4 separate regions of the Homo sapiens genome follow, and all the other regions are linked to region 4. Evidence: chromatin contacts called from ENCODE Hi-C or POLR2A ChIA-PET data. All regions are on one chromosome and are shown on one strand. Each heading gives the region's core, a stretch centred on a gene start or an enhancer-like site at or near the end of the contact. The rest is flanking DNA. Distances are from core to core; before and after follow the strand shown.

The links. Hi-C counts contacts between places; a loop is a spot of excess contacts on that map. ChIA-PET counts read pairs that join two places held with the same protein, here RNA polymerase II (POLR2A). Pooled maps may share reads with other maps.
Region 1: a loop to region 4 is called in a pooled map, with 10 times the contacts of the local background. The contact joins the promoter of LINC02560 here to the promoter of ZNF787 in region 4. A Hi-C loop is called at or near these places in 1 of 37 single-sample maps with no recorded cell type and 5 of 50 pooled maps. POLR2A ChIA-PET finds 5 or more read pairs at or near these places in 1 of 52 experiments (Caco-2).
Region 2: a loop to region 4 is called in a map with no recorded cell type, with 11 times the contacts of the local background. The contact joins the promoter of ZNF497-AS1 here to the promoter of ZNF787 in region 4. A Hi-C loop is called at or near these places in 3 of 37 single-sample maps with no recorded cell type and 7 of 50 pooled maps.
Region 3: a loop to region 4 is called in a map of CD8-positive, alpha-beta T cell, with 8 times the contacts of the local background. The contact joins the promoter of MYADM here to the promoter of ZNF787 in region 4. A Hi-C loop is called at or near these places in 2 of 168 maps with a recorded cell type or tissue (CD4-positive, alpha-beta T cell and CD8-positive, alpha-beta T cell), 5 of 37 single-sample maps with no recorded cell type and 15 of 50 pooled maps. POLR2A ChIA-PET finds 5 or more read pairs at or near these places in 1 of 52 experiments (B cell).

The regions. Positions count from the first base shown.
Region 1 is chr19:58,395,916-58,401,940 of GRCh38, reverse strand. LINC02560 (long intergenic non-protein coding RNA 2560) reads right to left here and starts at 1,738. Exons shown (of 1, transcript NR_149054.1): 1 at 1,262-1,738. It overlaps RNF225 (ring finger protein 225), which reads right to left. Exons shown (of 1, transcript NM_001195135.2): 1 at 4,862-6,025. The coding sequence starts at 5,851. The coding sequence ends at 4,862. It also overlaps a transcript of ZNF584 not described here. RefSeq lists enhancers at 142-271, 282-731.
Region 2 is chr19:58,358,187-58,364,510 of GRCh38, reverse strand. ZNF497-AS1 (ZNF497 antisense RNA 1) reads right to left here and starts at 1,885. Exons shown (of 3, transcript NR_136527.1): 1 at 1,759-1,885. ZNF497 (zinc finger protein 497) reads left to right here and starts at 1,760. Exons shown (of 3, transcript NM_198458.3): 1 at 1,760-1,834; 2 at 5,926-6,022. It also overlaps the pseudogene LOC100419840 and the pseudogene RNA5SP473. RefSeq lists enhancers at 2,066-2,195, 1,925-2,473.
Region 3 is chr19:53,866,614-53,870,582 of GRCh38, reverse strand. MYADM (myeloid associated differentiation marker) reads right to left here and starts at 2,700. Exons shown (of 3, transcript NM_138373.5): 1 at 2,640-2,700; 2 at 745-829. MYADM-AS1 (MYADM antisense RNA 1) reads left to right here and starts at 1,476. Exons shown (of 3, transcript NR_184033.1): 1 at 1,476-1,674. RefSeq lists enhancers at 1-896, 897-1,810, 2,920-3,895 and a silencer at 1,085-1,144.
Region 4 is chr19:56,117,248-56,123,156 of GRCh38, reverse strand. ZNF787 (zinc finger protein 787) reads left to right here and starts at 1,862. Exons shown (of 3, transcript NM_001002836.4): 1 at 1,862-1,985. LOC124904772 (a long non-coding RNA gene) reads right to left here and starts at 1,547. Exons shown (of 2, transcript XR_007067348.1): 1 at 1,225-1,547. RefSeq lists silencers at 1,366-1,735, 1,826-1,945, 1,956-2,035, 2,326-2,645, 2,726-2,775 and enhancers at 1,380-2,095, 2,523-2,817, 5,053-5,222, 4,962-5,677.

The DNA.
Region 1 (6,025 bases), core at 489-2,988, 2.3 Mb before region 4:
CCCGCCACCACGTCCGGCTAAAAAAAAAAAAAAATCTTTTTTTTTTTTTTTTTTTGAGGAGTCTCACTTTATATAGGATCCTCACGTTATACTATGTGTTTGGATCTGCGTTAAAATGTATTCATAACTATATGATCTGTACTCAAAGCGACAGCCCCCAGACAACTTAAGCCCGCGGGGCCGGGGACGAGTCTGTGCCACAGACTCGTCCCCGGCGTGGCGTGGGGACAAAACGCGTGAGGGCGCTCGAAGGGACTGGTCTCTCGCTTGCTGCTCACCTGAGGCCCCGCAGCCTCCTGTCCCCCATCCTGGGGTCCCGCAGCCTCGCTCTGCGCGCCGCAGCCTTTCCTCTCGCCAGCGCCATCGGAGTGCTGGTGCTCACTGTTCTCACCACTCGCTCCCCGAGTTCCCCGCGGTTTCAGCCCCCGTCGCAATCTCCAGCGCAACGTGGTCGTCATGGCAACATCGCCCTCGGGTCCCTGATTGGCCGTCGAGTCTGGCGCGCCTTCCCTACCTCACGTAATAGGGCTGCGGCACTAAGGCGACGCGCGCGCGCAGCACAGGCGTGATGAGTTGTTATGGCGACCAGAGTCCCGCCTCTTCAGCCCTACATAGGGCCTCCGATTGGTCCGCGCTTCCTCGAAGGCCTCTCCGCATTCTGGGCGGGGCCCGCCCGGGGCAAGAGGAGGGAGAAGGCAGGGCCGTGACTATGAGGGCGGAGGAGAGAAGTGCGGCTGTGATCTGGGGAAGGAGGGAAACCCAAGGATGCCAGCACGTGCGGTTGAGGTGAGAAGGGATCTTGCAGAACGCTTCCAGGACCCAGATTCGTATGCACGCCCTGCCCAGCTGGTCAGCCTCAGTTTCCCCATCTGTCAGTCTGGACAGTGACGCTCCCAGCGTCCGGCGAAGCCCCGCTCTTGGCCCTTGGTCCCTCCGCCTGATCACAAGAGGGTGCCGCGACGGCCGGGGACGGGTCTGGCGTGGGCAGGGACCTCTCCGACCCTCATTGAGGAAAGAATGGCGGAACCCGAAAACCGGGCCCTGGCGTCCCTCCTGCAAGGTGGGGAGGAGAGCTGGACGGCAGGATTTGGGAAGGGCTTGGGGAGCAGGGCCCCCTGAGGGTGGCGGGGGAGGCAGTGCTACCAGAACCATGGTTCGGTTGGTTCAGCCGCCTGGACCTCATCTGCTCCCTGAGGTTGGTCTTTGCTCCGCACCCTGGTGCGGCCTGGTACACAGAAGGCGCTCAGTAAACACTTGTGGATGAAGGAAAAAGAGAATTTATTGTCGTCGATTTACAGAAAACAGAATCAAAGGCCGTGCCGTGCTGGGCCCTCTGGCACCCGGCTTCACAAGCACCCAGGCCTGCCAGGAGGAGCAAGTCCGGGGCCGAAGTGCCAAGGGGCAGGGTGTACAGCAGTGATGGGGTGGGCAGAGAGAGGATAGGAGGGCACAACTCCAGCTCTGAAGAAGAGAAAGAGGAGATTGGCTGAGGCTGGGCAAGGGTGGGAGGCGTCCCCCTGGGTGGTGTCAGGCAGCCTCTTTGTTTGAAAGCAGTGGATAGGCAGGCAGACATTGGGCACCAAGGTGGTAATCAGCAGACCAGATGCCCAGCAACTCCTAGGCTCAGTCATCAGCCTCATTTTACTGCAAGAGAGAATGAGGCCCCTGGCTCCAAGCTGGTAGAGTGCAGAAGCCACAAAAGCACCTAGGAGCGAGCTGGTTAAGACGGAGAATGCGGCCAGCCCCACCCAATACCCCCAGCCCCACCCCTGGCCTCCCCAGGTCCTCCTGTATTTGTGCAGGCTATGCCACTGGCCTCAATGCCAGCTCCTGAGCATCCTTTAGGATACAGCTCCCTCCTCCAGGCAGCCTTCCTGGTCTACCCTCAGGCACAGAACATCCTCTCCCTCTTCTGTGCAACACCAGGCAAGGGCCCCTTTCTGACTCCCCTGCTTGGCCTGTCTGGGTCAGAAATACCATTGCACACCCCCACTCCCCTAGGTTGGGTGGGAGAGGGAAGCAATGAGGAGGATCTCTGAGACCCTATGGTAGGCAGAATAATGGCCTCCAAAGATATCCCGGTCTGAATCCCTGGAACTTGTGAATCTTTTACCTGACACCACAAAATGGACTTTGCAGGTGTGATTAAATTAATGATCATGAGATGGGGAGACTATCTTGGATTATTCGGGTGGGCGCTATGTACTTGTAGTGTCCTTATAAGTGAAAGAGGGAGGTAGGAGGGTCAGAGAGATCTGAAGATGCTGCACTGCTGGCTTTGAAGGAGCCAGGAGCCAAGGAATGCAGCCCTAGAAGCTGGAAAAACTAATGAAATGAATTCTCTCTTAGAGCCTCTAGAAAGAACTAGCCCTATGGGCAACTCAACTTTAGCCCAGTGAAACTGATCGTTGACTTCTGGACTGCAGAACTGCAAGATAAGAAGTGTGTGTTTAGCCAGGCATGGTGGCCCATGCCTGTAATCCCAGCACTTTGGGAGGCTGAGGTGGGTAGATTACTTGAGACCAAGAGTTCAAGACCAGCCTGGCCAACATGGTGAAACCCCGTCTCTATTACAAATACAAAAAGCCGGGTGTGGTGGCGGGCGCCTGTAATATCAGCTACTTGGGAGACTGAGGCAGGAGAATGATTTGAACCTAGGAGGCAGAGGTTGCAGTGAACCGAGGTTGCGCCACTGCACTCTAGCCTGGGCTACAGAGCGAGACTCTGTCTCAAAAAAATAAATAAATAAATGAAATAAGGCCGGCTGCGGTGGCTCAGGCCTGTAATCCCAGCACTTTGGGAGGGCAAGGCAGGCAAATCACGAGGCCGGGAGTTTGAGATCAGCCTGGCCAACATGGTGAAACCCCGTCTCTACTAAAAATACAAAAATTAGCCAGGCATGGTGGCGGGCGCCTGTAATCCCAGCTACTTGGGAGCCTAAGGCAGGAGAATCGCTTGAACCCGGGAAGCGGAGGTTGCAGTAAGCCGAGATCATACCACTCCACTCCAGCTCGGGCGACAGAGTGAGACTCTGTTTCAAAAATAAATTAAAAAAAATAAACGCGTGTTCTAAATAATTAAGTTGGGGGTATTTTGTCACAGCAGCCACAGAAAATGAATAGACCACCAACTCTGCGGCTGTCTGACCAGGTTTCTTCCCTATGAGGCTGGGCTGTGGCTGCCCAGTGACCCAGTACACTGGTCCCAGCCCCTGTGGGTGACATCGGCATGTGGGTGTGGGCAAGAACTGGTCTGGGAAGACACACTGTGGACTCCCTAGTGTTCCTCCTCTGGCTCCCACCTGGAAGCAGCAGCTCACACCAGAGCTAGCTCTAGACAGTCCTGGGCCCAGGGTGCATTCCCAGGCTGCCTGGGTCACCTGCAATTCTGTCACTCCCTTGTTTGGCACCTACTGTATGCTGGTGCTGAGGACACACGTTAACAAATCAAACAGGAGCCTCCAGCCACATAGAAGTCACGTTTCGCTTTGGAACATGCTGGGTGCCCATTCCCAAAACACAGCACTCCATCCCAGAGTGAGGTGAGGCAGGATTGGGGGGGTGGTGTGCAGGGCCTGGGAGGAAACAGAAGCCCCAGGTTCAGTCTGCACAGAGAATAGCTGCCATCTACCCCCATAACTAACCCAGGAAGACTTCTGGGAGGAAGAGGACAGGAGCCCATATGCCACCTTCCCTGGAGGCTGCTGTCTATTGGGAAGGCTCAGGGTTCACCTCGAGGTACAAGAAAGGAGGCTGGGCAGGACAGATGGAGCCCTGGAGGAAGAAGTGCAGTAACTGGCATCAAGATATTAATCGGGGGTGATGGGGACTCTGGTGGCCAGGGAAAGGGACTAGGATCCCTCTGGCTAACCAAGGAGGTCCAGGACTCCCACCCCCACCATTGTCTGCCTCTGTCTGACCCCTGGGGTGATGTTGGCCTCTGAGCCATGATAAGCACAGCTGCACCACAGCATATTGGGAGGATCCTAGAAGCCACGACCCAGGGGGAAGTGGAGGCTCCCAGAGCAGTTTGGGACTTAGGATTGGGGCGGGAGCCAGTCTTTAAGGCTCAAGTTCCTCCCCAGCCCTGGCCAGGACACCCTGTTACTTCAAGCCTGAGCCCCAGCCCCAACCAGGTGTACAGGATGGCAACTCTACACCCGGGACCAGCATGTAGACAGCTGGAGCCCACCCAGGCCCAGCCTGCAGGCAGTAGAAAACAAACTCCACAGATGGGTGGAGTGGTGGGACGTCCCCTGCAATGAGCCAGTTGGGGAGGAGGTGACCAAGGAAGAATAGCAGCAGCAGCTCTGCCCTCCAAAGATAGGCGGGCCCCTGCAACCTATGGCCAATCCGAAGGATGAGTGCTTTGGCCTCCAGTGCTGGCAAGGACGCTCCCCCAGGAATCTGTGGTGAGGATGACTGGGGGCACTCCCAGCAAGACCCGTTCAAGGATCCGTGTGGGGCTGCCCCTGGCTGGGCACCTGCATGGATGTCAGTCGGGGGCGTCCACAGCTGGACTCCTACAAGGGATGAGGATCAGGGATGCTTCCAACTGCACCCCCACGGAGTAGGGGTTGCGGAGCAGGAGCAAGCCCCAGCAGGACCCTTATAGAGGTCACGGTCAGGGCACCCTCCGCTGGACAGCCACAAGAATGGGGGTCAGGGGTGTTCCCAGAGGATCCTTGTGGGACGACTGCGGTGCCTGCTCCTTGAGAGGGTCCAGCCCCATGGTGACAATGCCAAGGATGCTTGCCCTAAGCCCCAATCTGGAGAAACAGGTAAGTGCTGCGCGCCCTACTAAGGGCCCCAGATAACACGGAGGTGCCAGGCCTGGAGGCAGGACTGCAGTACTGGCGCACTTATTGTGAGCCCCACAGCCTCCTCGCGCCCCGTGGCCACGGGGCCCAGCCGGGGCCAGCCTCTGTGCCCCACGTGCCATCCGATCGCCTGTCCAGCGTCCTCTCGGCCTCCGCCGGGTCCTCGGGGCCCGCCTCGGGCTCCAGCGCATCTTCTGCAGTTCCTGGCAGGGCCGTGTCCAGGTCAGGGCCCGTGGGGCGCGGCGTCCAGGCGGGGGCCCAGGGCGACCCCGGCGGGGGCCTCGGCGGAAACCAAGAGAAGCCAGGCGCTGGAGCGAGCGCCACGAGCTGGGGCCGCGGGGGGCCGGAGGAGGTGGCGTGCGGGATGAGGAAGAAGATGTAGACGCCCGAGACCACGAGGCCCGCGGCCACCAGCACCGCCAGCGCCACGGCAGCGTTGAAGACCCAGGCCGGGCTGGCCAGCGACAAGCGGCGCGACAGCGGGCGGCCCAGGCGCAGAGGCGGCGGGGGCGGCGGGGCGCGGGCCTTGCGCGGCCCGGGCGGGGGCGGCGGCGGCCGCAGGTAGAGAAGGCCGCGGCGCCGGTCGAAGCGCACGGAGCCCTGGCGAGAGGGCGGTGCGCGCGCGTCGCGGGGCAGGAGACCGGACTGCGTGGGCAACGCGGGGAGTCCGCGGCGGGGGGCCAGGCGCGTGGGCGCGCGGCACACCGGACAGGCCACCGCGTTGCCGCCGCCCGCCGTGGCCAACGATAGGCGCGCCAGGCACTCGAGACAGAAGACGTGGCCGCAGTCCAGGCGCTTGGGCAGCTTGAACACGCCGTCGAAGGACGACACGCAGATGAGGCACTCCACCGGGGAGGCGGGGGGCAGGATAGGGCCGGAGCCTGGGCTGCCGTCCCCTTCCTCCTCCTCCTCCTCCTCCTGGTCTTCCCCTCTGCTTGGGGAGCGGGGCGCAGAGAGCGAGCCTGGGGAGCTGGGACCCGAGCCCTGGGGGGCCCGGGAATGGCGGAGCCAGAACGGCCGAGGGCAGGGCATCCGGATGGACCTGGGAGGAGAGGAGGTCAGGCAGGGAAGGAGGCGGTGGAGCCTGGAGCGGGTTCTGAGACCAGCAGGGAATCCAGGGAAGACTGGGGACTGTACTTTAGAGAGGATCCCCCAGTACAGAGCACCCCATCCCGAGAAGGGTGTAGCTAGCGTCGAGGAGCAGGG
Region 2 (6,324 bases), core at 636-3,135, 2.2 Mb before region 4:
CGTTAGAGCTTCCAGAGGGAGCTCAGCCCTGTCAACATCTTGTTTCAGCTCAGTCATATCGATGTTAGACTTCTGGTCCCCAGAACTGGGCGGGAATATATTTCTGCTGTTTTAAGCCACCAAATTTGTGGTAATTTGCTGCATAACCACAGGAAACTAACACACCATCCCTCAGTTCTGCTTTTCTGTATGGACTCCATTCTCTTAACAGATTCATCCTTCAGCGGGGCAAGAAGGCTGCAGCTGCCCCAGCTGACAGATGCTCACAGCCTCAGGTTCAAAGCAGATAGAGGCCCTAACAGTTCAGAGAGAAGTCCCACGATGCTCACAGGTCCAAAGTGACCACTGCCAGGGCCAGAGGGATGGACTGCCCTGTGCTGTGGACCTGGGCCATGTACCCACACCTGCCCAAACCACCTGGGCTGAGGTGAGAGCTCCCTAGTACAAATTGGGAAAAATTGGTACAAAAAGAGCTCGTGGAGGCCGGGTGCAGTGGCTCGGGTCTGTAATCCTAGCACTTTGGGAGGCCAAGGTGGGAGGATCACTTGAGCCCAGAAGTTCAAGACCAGCCTGGGCCATATAGCGAGACCCCGTCTCTAGCTATTCATTTATTTTAGCTTACAGCATCTGGTCTATGTTGTTTTTTGAGACGGAGTCTTGCTCTGTCACCCAGGCTGGAGTGTGCAGTGGCACGACCTCAGCTCACTGTAACTTCTGCCTCCCCGGTTCAAGCGATTCTCCTGCCTCAGCCTCCCGAGTAGCTGGGATTATAGGCACACGCCAACAAGCCTAATTTTTGTATTTTCAGTAGAGACGGGGTTTCACCATGTTGGTCAGGCTGGTCTCGAACTCCTGACCTCGTGATCTGCCCGCCTCGGCCTCCCAAAGTTCTGGGATTACAGGCGTGAGCCACCGCGCCCGGTTTATTTATTTATTTTAGCCAACAGCACTCGGTGTTCCCAGACGGTCTCCCAAGTACTAACCAGGCCCGACCCTGCTTAGCTTCTGAGATCCCGACTCAATTTTTTTTTTTTTTTTTTGAGACGGAGTCTCGTTCTGTCGCCCCAGGCTGGAGTGCAGTGTCGCGATCTCGGCTCACTGCAAGCTCCGCCTCCCAGGTTCAAGCGATTCTCCTGCCTCAGCCTCCCGAGTAGCTGGGACTACAGGCGCCCGCCACCACGCCCGGCTAATTTTTTGTATTTTTAGTAGAGACGGGGTTTCTCCGTGTTAGCCAGGATGGTCTCGATCTCCTGACCTCGTGATCCGCCCGCCTCGACCTCCCAAAGTGCTGGGATTACAGGCGTGAGTCACCGCGCCCGGCCCCCGACTCTATTTTAAAAACCGCGTGGATTCCAGCTTGGTGGGTGTTCCACAGCGCGTGGGTGTGAGACGCAGCTCAGTGGCGTCAACTCAGCAAGGTTCCAGGGTGGTAAAGACGGCCTGGGGCCGGAGGAGGACCGCCAGGGAGAAGCTACGTTGGCCCGACTTGCGTCCGCGACCCGGGCAGCCCCAGGCGCCTGTGTAGCTGTTGGGTGTGTGCCGCAGAGGCTGGCCGGGTGCAGGAAGGGGCGGAGCGCATCCATGGCAACGCAGGACGCCCGAGTAGCTTGGCTGTGGCGCCGTCCCCATGGGAACCAGAAGGCGCGCGCCCGCAGCCGCGGCATAGTTACGCAGGCGCAGTGGGGAGAAACGCGACGCCTTGGGCCGCTCTGCCGAATGCAACCGCGCCCCCAGGAGACCCGGTGCCCGCCCTCCTACCATTCCACGCGGCTCGAGCCCGCGTGCGGGCCTCTTTCAGGCCGCTCCTAGTGGACGCAGAGGCGGGCCGAGGACGGTGAGTGACGCCGACGGACACCCTCGGCCAGGCACAGATCCGCCCTCCGGCTCCAACCACTCCCGCCGCGCGGGGCAGGACGGGCCTCGGCCCTGAGCTGGGCCCTCTGGGACCACCGAGAGATAGGCCTCCGCGCCGTCCAGAGCGGCCCGGAAGTGGCCCTGCACGGGCCAGAGGCGACCGTGGTCGGGACGGAAATGGCTCCCGTTTGCTGTTCTCTCGGTGAACGCGAGCCTTATGGCGATCAGTTCTGTGGCATCGTTCCTCCTGCTCGTTTATTCTTTCACTCATTCACTCATGCCCTGCCGCGCCATCATTTCTTCCCACATTCATTTATTCGTTCATCAGTCCCCAGCCCCGGGTAGTTTCGGAGCTCACCAGGCTGGGCTCGCCTCCCAGCCTCCGGAGCTGCCCGCACAGGCCTCGCGCCACCTGGCCGCAGCTTCCTCCCCTTTATCCACTCCGTATTTGTTTGTCCAGCCTAGGCCTTGGGGGTTGTGGGGGAGACACAAGTACCCGTGACTGGTCGGACAAGTGCCCGTTGTTGGGGGCGTGGGCGCTGGGACTGACGCGGGAGGTGGCTCTGATCATGTCGAGGTGAGGAGGAGGCGTTGAGGCTCAGAAAGGGCACGCAGCGTGGACGTGAGGACGTCGGGGAGGCTGGAGCAGTGAGGCCGACAGGAAGGACCTTACGGGGCTCACATGCTATCCCACGACGAGGACGGACTCAGGACGGCAGCCCTGATAGATGCGGCTGGGGGCTGGCGGGTCGGGGTCGCACACCACAGGATGGAGGGGCAGCGGTGCCTGGCTCCGCCTTAAGAAACATGGGCCCTTGGGGGACCCGGATTTCTGATACTTCAATACACAAATATGGATTTTTATTGAAATCAGATGTCGTTTTTTTAAAATTTAACTTTTGATTTGAGGTAATTATAAATTCACATGCAGTAACAAGTAATGCATACCCTATGTACGCTTTACCCAATTCCCCTAAAGGTGGCATCTTGAAAAACTAGAGGCCAGGTGCGGTGGCTCATGTCTGTAATCCCAGCACTTTGGGAGGCCAAGGCGGGTGGATCCCTTGAGCTCAGGAGTTAAAGACCAGCCTGAGCAACATGGTGAAACCCCATCTGTACTGAAAACACAAAAATTAGGCGGGTGTGGAGGCTGGTGCCTGTAATCCCAGCTACTCGGGAGTCTCAGGCAGGAGAATCGCTTGTACCCAGGAGGCGGAGGTCGCGGTGAGCCCACATCACGCCACTGCACTCCAACCTGGGCAACAGAGCGAGACTCTGTCTCAAAAAAAGAGAAGAGAAAGAAAAACTAGAGTACAATATCACAACTGAGATGCAGAATATTTCCATCACGAAGGATCCCCGTGTTGCCCTTACAGAGCCGCATACCCTTCCCTCCTACCTCTGCTCCCCGTTAACCTCTTTTTGTCAACTAGTAATCTGTTCTCATTTCTACCATTTTGTCATTTTACGAATGTTGCATAGGCTGGGCGAGGTGTCTCGCGCCTGTAATACTAGCACTTTGGGAGGCCGAGGCGGGTGGACCATCTGAGGTCAAGAGTTCAGGACCGGCCCACCGGCCGGGTGCCGTGGCTCACGCCTGTAATCCCAGCACTTTGGGAGGCTGAGGCGGGCGGATCACGAGGTCAGGAGATCGAGACCATCCTGGCTAACACGGTGAAACCCCGGCTCTACCAAAAATATAAAAAAATTAGCCGGGCATGGTGGCAGGCGCCTGTAGTCCCAGCTACTTGGGAGGCTGAGGCAGGAGAATGGTATGAACCCGGGAGGCAGAGCTTGCAGTGAGCCAGGATAGCGCCACTGGACTCCAGCCTGGGCGACAGAGCAAGACTCTTCTCAAAAAAAAAAAAAAAAAAAAAAAAAAAAAAAAAGAGTTCGGGACCAGCCTGGCCAACATGGTGAAACCCCATCTCTACTAAAAAATAAAATAAAATAAAATAAAATAAGCCAGGCCTGATGGCAGGCATCTGTAATCCCAGCTACTGGGGAGGCTGAGGCAGGAGAATCGCTTGAATCCTGGGGGCAGAGGTTGCAGTGAGCCGAGATTGCGCCACTTCATTCCAGCCTGGGTGAAAGAGCGAAACTCCGTCTCAAAAATAGAAAAATAAAAAATAAAAAAATTAGCTGGGTATGGTGGCACGCACTTGATGTCCCAGCTCCTTCGGAGGCTGAGGTGGGAAGATGGCTTGAGCCTGGGAGATGAGATTGCACCACTGCACCCTAGCCTGGATGACAGAGCCAGACCCTGTCAAAAGAAAAAAAAAAAGAAAAAGAAAAAGAAATGGAGTCATACAGTTTTTAAGCTTTTGGGATTGGGTGGTAACTTTTTTAAAAAACATAAATACCATACAATTCATCCTTTTAAAGTGTGTAATTCAGTGGTTTTTGGTATATTCAGTGTTGCACAGTCATCACCACTAATTCCAGAATATTTTCATCACTCCCACGGCTGTATCTCCCATTTCTCTCTTCCCTGCAGATCCTGGCAACCGCTGATCTACTTTCTGTCTCTTACAGACTTATCTGTTCTGGACATTTCACATAAATGGAATAACATAATATGAAGTCTTTTGTGTCTGAATTTTTTCATTTACACTTAGCATAATATTTTCAAGATTCATCCATCTTGTAGTATGTATCAGTATTTATTCTCTTTTTTTTTTTTTTGAGACAGAGTCTCACTTTGTCACCCAGGCTGGAGTGCAGTGGCGCGATCTCGGCTCACTGCAACCTCCACCTCCCGGGTTCAAGCAGTTCTCTGCCTCAGCCTCCCGAGTAGCTGGGATTACAGGCGCCTGCCACCACGCCTGGCTAATTTTTGTATTTTTAGTAGAGACGGGGTTTCACCATGTTGGCCAGGCTGGTCTTGGAATTGCTGACCTCGTGATCCACCCACCTCGGCCTCCCAAAGTGCTAGGACTACAGCCGTCAGCCACCGCACTTGGCCTAACTTAAATTTTTAAAACACTTCCTGGAGGGGACAAACAGGACCCATCTGCTGGTCTGACTCTGGGTGTCCTGTTCACAGTCTCTGTCTTAGTTGTTCTGTGTGTGGGATGAAGGGTGCCAAGGAGACAGGGCAGGGCAGGGACCCTCAAGAAAAGCGGGGAGGCGGGGGGAAGGGATGGTACAAGCAGCCATGGCACCTCAGTGTGTCCCTCAGGCACCTGGACACACAGGTGGGCAAAGATGCTGACACTGGGGGCCAGAAACGCCGATACCCCCATTCTTCCATTTTTACTCAGTCTCAGGTGGTCCCAAGGAGGGGACCTTCGTGGCCTTGCTGTGCTCACAGGCTCACCTTTGTGTTTCCAGCTGCAGAGAAAGTACCCTGGGCCATGCAGCTGCACTCCCCTCCCAGGAAAGGGGCAGGATGGCTGCCCAGATGAGTGAGGCATCAGCCCTGGCCCCCCAGGTCTTCCCGAGTCCACTGGAACTGATGGTGGGTGAGCCCAGCTCCAAGAGCCCTGGCCAGTGCTTCTGGGGGTTCTGCTATGAGAAGGCAGCAGGGCCCCGAGGGGCCCTGGCTCAGCTGCGTGAGCTGTGTTGCCAGTGGCTGATGCCTGAGGCCTGCTCCAAGGAGCAGATGCTGGAGCTCTTGGTGCTGGAGCAGTTATTGGGCACACTGCTCCCAGAGATCCAGGCCTACACGCAGGAGCAGTGGCTAGGCAGCCCTGAGGAGGCCACTGCCCTGGCAGAGCGGCTACAGCAGGAGTCAGCTGGGCCAGGACTCCAGATGAGTGGGGGCTGGTCTGGGGGCTGGGTGTGCTTCCCCTGCTCACGACCCCAGCTGAGCCAGCACTGGGGCCAGTCGTGGGTTGGTGGCTGAGAGGGCCTGGGGGCTGTGGGAAAGTGATGGTGACAGGTGGGAGTTTGGTGGTCTTGGCTTGGACGGCAGAGTCAGAGATCTCCAGTCCACACCTGTGTGCTCCGCATTGTGTCCTGAGAACTGAAGGTGCAGAGAAGGGTGGGTCATGCCACCGCATGCCCCTTGTTTTCTCAGATCTGCTAGGCTGAACACCTCACCCTGCCCTGCTGCCTTCCTGTCCCCAGGTGCCAGCCCCCAGGCCCCAAGAGGAGCTGGTCCCCAGGACAGAGGAGGGAGAGGAGCAAGAGGCTCCCCTGGGCCCCTTCCAGGCCCCACCTCCAGGTATGGCACCATCTACACACTTGTCCCTGCCCTGCCTTGGCAGCGGGGCTGGAGACTACACAAGGATGATAAGGTGCTCAGGGCAAATGAGGATGGGTTTTGCTCGCTGTAGAGACTTCGCTGTGGGAAGGATCGGCTGGACAGGCAGGCATGGCCTTAGGACCAAGGAGGCCCTCCCACCCTTGGCCTCTCTCTCTCTCAGGGATCTGGGCTGCACAGCCACCCCATGCCTTGGACCACCTGGTCTGACCTGCACAGAGGCCTGGTGTGGACATTGCCTGGGTAACAGCCACTGAGATCCT
Region 3 (3,969 bases), core at 1,451-3,950, 2.3 Mb after region 4:
GCCTGGACTCGCTTCTTCCTCAGATACCTCAGTGTCTGGGACCCTATTCCTTGGAGCCCAAGCTTCCTGGTCCTTCTCCCAGGATCTAGGAGCCCAGGACCTAATCCTTCCTCCTTCAGACCCACGAGTCCAGACCCCAGCCCCTCCTCCCTCAGACCCAGGAGCCCAGGCCCCCAGCCCCTCCTCCCTCAGACCCAGGAGCCCAGGCCCCCAGCCCCTCCTCCCTCGGACCCAGGAGTCCAGACCCCAGCCCCTCCTCCCTCGGACCCCGGAGTCCAGGCCCCCAGCCCCTCCTCCCTCGGACCCCGGAGTCCAGGCCCCCAGCCCCTCCTCCCTCGGACCCAGGAGTCCAGACCCCAGCCCCTCCTCCCTCGGACCCAGGAGTCCAGACCCCAGCCCCTCCTCCCTCGGACCCAGGAGCCCAGGCCCCCAGCCCCTCCTTCCTCGGACCCAGGAGTCCAGACCCCAGCCCCTCCTTCCTCGGACCCAGGAGTCCAGACCCCAGCCCCTCCTCCCTCGGACCCCGGAGTCCAGACCCCCAGCCCCTCCTCCCTCGGACCCAGGAGCCCAGGCCCCCAGCCCCTCCTCCCTCGGACCCAGGAGCCCAGGCCCCCAGGCCCCCAGCCCCTCCTCCCTCGGACCGAGGAGCCCAGGCCCCCAGCCCCTCCTCCCTCGGACCCCGGAGTCCAGGCCCCCAGCCCCTCCTCCCTCGGACCCCGGAGTCCAGGCCCGCTGCCTACTCACCAGCGGTCTTAGCAGAGGAATCCACGGAGAAAGATCTGGTGGTGGAGACGGATTAAGCCACACTTGGAACAGGCTGTAAGAGCACCTGAGGGGGAGGTAGGCCGTTAGCGTCCGTTTGGACAGGCTCCTCCCTCTAGGGATCGAACGCCCTGCGGAGACAGGAACGTGGCGTGGAACCCAGCAGGGCCCTGGCGGTGACCCCGGGTAAGCCCCGCCCCCTCCCCTCCCCGTTCAGTTAACTGTTTGGGCTGCGGCGGACGGAACCCAGCGAAAGTGCACGCCCCGCGGGCCGGCGTGGGCGCGTGTGTGATCTTAACCCCGCGGGGGCGGGGGTGCGGGCGGCAGTGGCGGGAGAACCCTGGGCGGCGGCTGTGGAGGCGGGCGGCCCAGCCAGAGCCGGTGTCTCCGCGCCTTATAAGGGCTTCGAGTCGGCCCAGGCATCTGGAATGTGTCAGGGACCAGGAGGCGGTGCCCGGACCCCCGCCCGCCTCCGGGGCTGCCCGCCCTCTCCCGGATTTCCGGGGGGTGGGGACCCCGACTCTCAGGGTTGGAGGCCTGCATTTCTGGATCCCTATAAACATGGGCTGAGAGCCCCCCCAAGAGCATCTCTAAGACCGGAGTGGGCAGGGACCCGGGCCTCTGAGGGGCTCAGGCTCCAGGCCGGAAACTGCACGCGGTGCTGGCGTCAGGCCCGAGGCCCAGCTACGCCTCCCACGGCCTCCCTAATCGCCATTCGGGGCTTGCGGGAGCACCTGGGAGGCTCCACCCGGAGCCAGACACTGCCTGCCCCCACGCCCCTCCAGGACCCTCGAAGGAGAAGGAAATCGGGACTGGCCCAGCGTCCCGTGCTCTAGAAGGCGGGCTACTGCCCCGTCCCAAGCAGGGGAGGAGGACGAGCGAGGGCGTCACTCATTCTGTCCCCCGCGGAAGGTGGGCTAGCCGCGGAGGGGGGCGCGCAGGGGAGGGGGGCGCGCCGAGGGGAGGGGAGGGGAGGGGTCCACCCCGCCCTTAGGGCCTCCAGCCATCGCCCGAGATCAGAGCTCAGGAATGCGCAGCCAGACCCTGGAGGGTGAGGAAACACCCCTCCGGGATTCCTCGCAGCGCACCCGACTCTCCGGGCCACACCCAGCCCCTCAGTGTCCTCCCTCGTCCACTCCAGACGCCACACCCATCGCTCACGCTGAGAATCGGGCCCCGGAACCCCAGCTTCGGCTCTCGGCACCCAGAGGTGCGGGACGCAGCCCTGTCTTCTCCTCCTTTCCCAGCTCCTTCTGCACTTCGGAAGCACGGGGCTGGATCTTAACACCCCCCTCCCTCGGCCTTTCAGGAGCCCAAAGTTCCGATTCTGTCTGTCCCCTGGATGGGGAGGGGTCAGTAATTCTGAATTCCTTCCATTCTCATTCCCAAACCCAGGACACCTAACCCTAAGCGCTTCCCCTCCTAAAGGACCTCCACGTACCAGATTCCAGCCTCCAACTAGGGCACCTACGAGTCCCCATCTCTCTACTCCCGCAGACCCAGCCCCTCCTCCCTCAGACTCAGGAGTCCAGGCCCAGCTCCTCCTCCCTCAGACCCAGGAGTCCAGGCCCTCAGCCCCTCCTCCCTCGGACCCAGGAGTCCAGACCCCCCAGCCCCTCCTGCCTCGGACCCGGGAGTCCAGACCCCCAGCCCCTCCTCCCTCAGACCCCGGAGTCCAGGTCCCCTTCCCCACTCTTCCAGACGTATGACCTCCACAGTCCAGGTCCTCAGCCCTCTCCTCTGCAGAACCCCAAGAATCCTGGCCCAGCCCCAGTCTTTCTAGGGACCCAGACATTCTGAGACCCAGCCCATTCCTCTCTCTGGCCATAAAGACCCTAGACTGTTGCTTATGCCCTCTGGGGTCCCCACAACCTCACCTCAGGCAGCCAGTGGCGACTGCGGCTGAAGCAAAGACGACAGCGGCAGCTGGAAGGGTCTGAGGGCTGGGTGGGGTTGGAGGGCTGGGGAGCCAGCGCGGGCGGGACGGGGGCGGGGCCGGGGCGGGGCGCAGCTCCGGCTAGGGCGGTGGACAGGGACTTCCCCGAGTCTGGGCTATCCCAGCCCCGCCCCGAGGCGGGGCCAAGAGCAGACCACGCCCCCCAGAGTAAAAGTAGCGTGGAGCTCCCGCCCCACCCCAGTGAGCAGGGTGGAGGGCTGAGGTCACGGTTGCCGTGGTGACAAAACAGGAAGACACAACAGCTGGCGGCGTGGAGACTCCTGGGGGCTGCCCTCCTCGACACAGCCCTAGAGGAGTCTCCCGGGTAGGCCAGGGAAGACCGTTACCATAGAAACCCCGCATGTTTAGGGTTTGTTTAGTGCAGAGCCCCCCAGCTCAGGTCCCCGCCCCCGTCTCACCTCACTCCTTTCTTCCGCTCCCTTCCTACCCCCTCCTTCCTGGTCTGTTCCGCCCCCACCCCTTCCTTGCCGGATGAAACCTTAGACACCTGGGTCGCAGCGGATTGGGGGACCAGGCCCCTCAGTTCAATGGGGGGGCTAGGATCTCTGTCTCTTGGAGCCCTGAGGGAGAGCAGAATTGAGAGCAGTATTCCTGGGCTTTAGGTGGTTCTGGGCTACGATCCCTGACTGATGGGTCTCCCCAAGAAACAGAGGCTAGATTCCTGTATTTAAGGACTTGAAGGGGCGGCAAAATGCTCCCCTAGTACCCACTGGCACCGGGCGCCGCAGGGTAAGGGACTCGGGCTGGACGCAGGTCTCAGATATCACAGTGGATAGGGGTGGGGTGTGTTGGGGGCAAAATTCCTGGGAGCTAGCGCGGTAGCAGTTGGGGGCCCGGATTCCTGGGCTCCACAGGATGCCTAGGCTGAGGCCCAGATTCTTGGCTCAAAAGAACAATCAGGCCTGGGCGCGGTGGCTCACGCCTGTAATCCCAGCATTTCGGGAGGCTGAGGAGGGAGGATCCCTTGAGCCCAGGAGTTCGAGACCAGCCTGGGCAACATAAGGAGACTCTGCTCTATTAAAAATAAATCATCATGATCATCATAATAGAACCATTAAAGCTCAGACTCGGGTTTTCCGAGCAGGTGTTGCAAGCCTAGCCGCCTGGGTCTGGAAGGCAGCGATATTTTTGGCCTACATTCCTGACTCCTGGATGGAGGGAGGGACTCAGAATTTTAATGAGGATGGGGCTGGGGCTGGGGCTTGGGGCTCTGGATTCACGGATCCTGCAAGAGGGGAAGGGATCCAAGG
Region 4 (5,909 bases), core at 613-3,112:
CACTGCAGGACACCCACTGAATGATCTGATTCAGAGGAGCACAAGCACATGACTTTTCTTATAAACAGGTTTCCTCGTGTAGAGTTTGTACCCTAATAATTTGTTTCTATTGCTGTTATGATAGCACTTCACTCTCTTTTTTTTTTTTTTTTTTTTGAGACGGAGTCCCATTCCATCGCCCAGGCAAGAGTGCAGTGGTGCGATCTCAGCTCACTGCAACCTCTGCCTCCCAGGTTCAAGCCATTCTCCTGCCTCAGCCTCCCGAGTAGCTGGGATTACAGGTGTCCGCCACCACGCCCAGCTAATTTTTGTATTTTTAATAGATATGGGGTTTCACTATGTTGGCCAGGGTAGTCTCGAATTCCTGACCTCCTGACGTCTGCCTCTGCCTCCCAAAGTGTTGAGATTTACAGGTGTCAGCCACTGCACCCGGCCACACTTCCTTCTGTTCTAAGATATATTTAAAAATTTACCTTTGTGATATTTCTGAAGGAGGGACACAGATATCCTCCTATTGACACACACAGTTAACACAGCACTGTTCACCCCACCCCATGGAAAGATGTTATTAAATCAATAATATACATCTTATGATTGATGCTCACTGAGCTTTGAGGGTATACAGTGGCCACAACAATAGACTTATATGTAACACTGCTAATAGGTAATAATAACCACCATCATTTTTGTGAACTTACTATGGGCCAGGTATTGAACTAAGCAGCTCTTACACATATTACCTTGCAGGTTATCTTATTTTTTCCCATTCCACAGATGAGAAATTGAGGCTGAGAAAGGTGTTATTCCACCAGTGAATTATAGCTTCTTATCTTTTCTGACTACCAGTGAGGATGATAACAATTATAAGCGATAAGTCATCTGCCACTTAGGTGAGAGTCAGCCAAGTACAGAACAGAGGAAGGACCAGAAGGACCAGCCTACAAGGACACTATGGTTTGGACAATTATTTTAAAATATGTGTTTTTTGCAAGAATACCAACAGTAACAGCTAACACCCAGTGCGTCCTTACTAGGTGCCTACCTAACGCGGGGGAAGTAGTGGATTCTCAGGGCTATGACACGAGGCAGTGTGTACAGTCAAGGGTTAAATACACGAATTTAGAGCCAAACTCCATGGGTTCGGGCCGAGGCTCTGGCATTCCGGGTGTGTGACTTTTGGTAGGTGATTTGACTCCTCACCTGCAACATAGGGATAGGACCTACCATGAGGCCCTAGTTAGGACTAGGACCTAGTGCGTGTGAAGCACTTGGAGGCGCACAATGTATTTTCATCACTTCAGAAAGGAGGAAACTGAGGCCATGGCACCTGAAGCGCAGCACTCTCTGTCCAGTAACTAAGGAACCCGGGGTCTCTGTCCAGTAACTAAGGCACCTGGACTCGGGCCACTGGGAGGTGCAGCGGCAGAGAAGGGGTTACCATGATAGAGACGGTAGGAGGACCCGGGGTGGCACGAGCGTCCCTCTCCACCACTTCACTCTCCTCACGGCGGGCCCGGGGACCCGGCCGCGCAGGCGCGAGGAGCCCGGGTTGTCGGGGGGGCACCGCCCTAGACACCCGGAAGTCTCCGCCTAACGGGCCCAGCCCGCACCTCCTGTCCGGGAAGGGGGCGGGGCCGAAGCCCCTCGGCGCGGGGCGCCATAGAGCATGGACGGAGGACCTGCGTCCTAGACACTTCCGGAAGTGGCTCCCTCAGGCGCCCGCCGGGCACCACAGAGCTGGGGGCGGTGGCCGGGATAGCGGGCTCGCCTTCCTAGAGCGGCGAGGACAGGGTGGCGGCCCGGGGGGCAGGGAGTAGGGAGAAGGGGGGGAGCGGCGCGGGCGGAAGCGGCCGGGAAGGTCACTTCCGGCCTGGGCGCCCGTCCCCCTGACCCCAGGGTCTGAGTCGCCGCTGCCGCCGCTGCCACCATCCGCGAGGCAGGAGAGAGGAGGAGGAGTGCGGCGCGGCGGCCCCGGGACCAAGGAGGTGAGGGGTGGGGGCGGGGGCCGTGCGCTGGGGGCCAGGTGGGCGCGCGCTTCGGGAAGCTGGGCTTGGGCTGGGGGTGGGTGGGGAGACTGGAGGGCGAGCGCGACTGGGCGGCGGGCGCGCGTGCGCGCTGCTGGGGGGGCGTGAGTGGGCGCGCGGCCGGGGTGACGCGGGCGGGGGGAGTGCGCGTGCGCGCCGAAGAGCTGTGGGAGGGGACGCGCGCCCGGGCGGCCCGCGGGCGGCGAGCGGGGCTGGAGGGGGGGTGCGCGTGCGCGGGTCCGGGTCCAGGGCGCGCGCGTGCGCGTGGCGGGGGCAGGAGCGGGGGCCTCGGTGGGGGTCCCTCTGCTGCGGGCCGTCGGGGGTGGGGCCGCTGTCCGTCCCCCCGAAGTTCCAACTCCGCCGGTCGTGGCCGGAAGTGGTGGCGACTTCGGGGGGAAGTTGAGGCCCAGGTGGGGGAAGGGGCCGCGCGGTTGGGCTGGCCTGGCCGGATACCGCGGCCCCGAGGGCACGGTCTCAGCCCTCGGCCCCCCCAGCCCTTCCTTCCCCTTTTCGAGTCAGCCCGGGTCCCGTTGCTGCCCCGGGCGGGCTGCGCGTGGCCTTTGATCAGGCGGGTAATTACGGGGATTCTGGCCGGCAGGAGGCCCATTCATTCGTCCTTGCTCGGCAGGCGGGGAGGAAGCGCGTCCCCAGCGGGGGAAGTGACTGGGCCAAGGTCAGCCACCGCGTGGCCCACGGGGCAGGGCGAAGGCGGGGACTGGATCGGGTGGCGACTCCTGAGGCCTCCCTCCCCTGTGCCGAGTGGATCAGAGTGGAGCCCCGCCCTCCTGACACCCCACCCCGACCCCCAGTCCAGGGAGCTGACCCCAATTCATGTGGATGAGTGCTCTGGGACCTGCAGAGTCGCACAGAAAAGTGACCCACAGACACAGAAGGCAGGAGTGAGTGGAGGCAGAAGTTTTTCCAGTGCCAGGCCCTGTGCCGGGCACTAGAGACAGGGAGCAGGGAGATGAACAAGGGCTTGGAGTCTGGGTGGAAGGCAGAGACTGAGACCCGGGCGACAGAGTCGCCATCCAAGGTGACCAGACCCCTGATGGAGAGGTCTGGGGGCTGTGGGAGCCAGGGAAGGCATTTTGACCCAGCCCAGTCCGGGGGATGGTCAGGGCTTTAGGGAAGGAATGGCTTGGTCTGCTCTTTGCGGTGTCCTGCTCCCAGGTCCCATGTTGCGCAGTGCTTAGAACCCATCTGGGGATCCGATTGACCCCAGCGCCGGGAAGCACAGTTGCGTTGATCCTGGCTTAGCTCCTCTGAAGACCGTAAGCCTCTTTGGCTAAACGCTGCTGACATTCACCTGCCTGCCTCTGCGCAGTCCCTGTGGTCCTCCGGCCACGCACGGCCTCAGAGAACATCCAGATCAGATTCCTGCTTGCTTATCTCATGTCTTATCCATCCATCCGGGCACCCGGCCTGGCCCCTCCCTGGTGCACTGCCAGAGTGTGTGCAGGCACTGGGTTGTATTCCCCAAGAGCTCTGGGACTGGGCAGGCCTGGGTTCAAGTCCCAGCCCCACCACTCACCTTCGTGGCCTTAGACGAGTAACTTCAGTGCCTTACTTTCCACCAGGACAGAGTGGGAGTGGTAATAATAGTATTGACCTCAGCGGGAAGGCTCTTAATGCTTTCATTTTAGAGCCAGAGCAGACCTCAACAGATGGGTGTAAAGTAAATGGAAAGGGCTCTGGAGCCAGGCCCTTTCCTGGGCCTTGGCCTTGGCACTGTCTCTTCCACTTCTGTGACCTTGGACATGTCACTTCCCTTTTCCCAGGTTCAATTTCCCTTCAGTTGTCTAAAAACGAGAGCAAGTTCACAATTCCCTGAGTAAATGTAATCCATCCAGGCGGCTGCACAGGCCAGGCCCTGTGCTGGGCATGAGGTCACACATGGTCTTGGCACAGCACTGTCCTGTGAGGGCCCAGATGAGGTGCCTGGCCCAGCCTGGGTGAAGAGAGGGATCTCAAGGCCCTTCTGTGCAAGCACAAGGTAGAGTGGTGCTCCGTGCTGGGCAGCCTGGCAGGAATCATACAGTCCCTGTCCCAGAGCAGCTGAGACCCATTCACACTGGGCAGAGGGGTGGGGAGATTTGCCAGAGTGCTCCCGGGAGCTCTGACCTTGAGGGAGGGGTGTGTGGTGCAGGGGAGGTATTGTGTCTTGAAAGATAGAGAGGAAGGATTGGCTACCAGGAACCTGGTACTTAAGGGAGGATGACAGTGGGCTCTGGGCAGGGAATGGCAGGGGTCACAGCTCAAGGCCACCAGCAACTGCCTGGCTGCCCTGGGAGGTCTTTTGTTACTAGGCATACACAGCTCTCAGGACACCCATCCTCAGACATGTTTCACAGGCCTTTCCAAACCTCGTTCGTGTGTCCTCTGGTGCATCCTGAGGCCTCCAGCCTAGTGAGGACTGTGCCAGGTGCTGGGGCCTCTGTGGTGTGAGAAACTGCAGATTCGACAACACTTGCTGGTGCACACTTTGCAGGAACCTGGCCCAGTGCCTGGTCCTCACTGTCCTAAATTCTCAAGGCTCTGGGATGGAGGTGGTCACCTCCATTTTAGGGGTATGGGATGGAGGCTCTGGATGGCACTTGTTAGCCCAAGGCCCCCAGCAGCTTCAGAACCTGTGTCTACTGCGATTCCAGAGCCCAGACCCTTGACCATCACAACCGCCCCCTTCCGCCCCCAGGTTGGGGTCTAGGGGGACAAAGGCTGTTCCGAAGTCCTCTAGGTGTTAGTCATTGGCTTGGAGACGCTGGACTCCCTGCCTAGTGGGGTGTACTGTCCACGAGGACTCCTACACGCAGGGCTGCTGGCTGGTTCAGGGGAACCCCAGCATAGTGGGAGAAGCACAAGTGGCTCGGAAGTTGAGTGCTGAGATCCATGCAACCCCCAAGGAGGCCTCACTCACCCAGCATCAGGGAGAGCAAGGCAGGTGTGGAGTTCGAGCAGTCACACCTCCAGTGTCAGTGGCCCTGTCCCAGGAGCCCAGAGCTGTCACCTTACAGCTGCAGAGAAACCAGCCCAAGCTCTGAGCCCAGGTGGGGCGGCCCCAGGCCTGTCTGTTCCTGCAAGGGACCTGGCAACTTGAGGCTGTTTTTCGTGACGTTTTCCTGGTTCCGTCTCTGCCGTGGCCTGAGCCTTCTCCCTTTGGGCTCACAGAGTGTGGACGTCTCTCTTGTGCTAAATGGGGGTCCCATCTGGCCCCCCTGTTTCGAGGCCTTGCAGTGGATAGTGTTGGGACCCAGAGATGCATCAGAAGTGGTCCTTGCCTCAGCCCAGGGTCCAGCCAGTCAGAGCCATGGATTCCTGAGGCTGCTGTGTGCAGGGTCTTTGCTGGAAATAGCCCCGCCCTCAAGTGCACAGTCTGCTGGATGCACTGTGGGACTGATGGGGACCTATAGTAGGTGTCGCAGAGGTGAATAAGACACGGAGTAAGACACAGATCCCCCTGCGGGACACAGGACCATCCTCAATGGTGGACGTTAAAGGGGACAAATGCCGTTGTCCAAGAGTTAGAAGGAAGCAAGCTGTCTTTGGCAGCTGGCCGACTCAGGTGTGGCTCCAGCCTCCTACGTTGTGGCTCTGTGACATTGCTCCAGCCACTCCGCTAGTGGAAGCCTCGCTGTGGCTGTGTGAGATTGTACTAGCCACTCCGCTTGTGGAAGCCTCGCTGTGGCTGTGTGAGATTGTACTAGCCACTCCGCTTGTGGAAGCCTCGCTGTGGCTCTGTGAGGTTGTACTAGCCACTCCGCTTGTGGAAGCCTCGCTGTGGCTCTGTGAGGTTGTACTAGCCACTCTGCTTGTGGAAGCCTCGCTGTGGCTCTGTGAGATTGTACTAGCCACTCCGCTTTTGAAAGCCTCGCTGTGGCTCTGTGA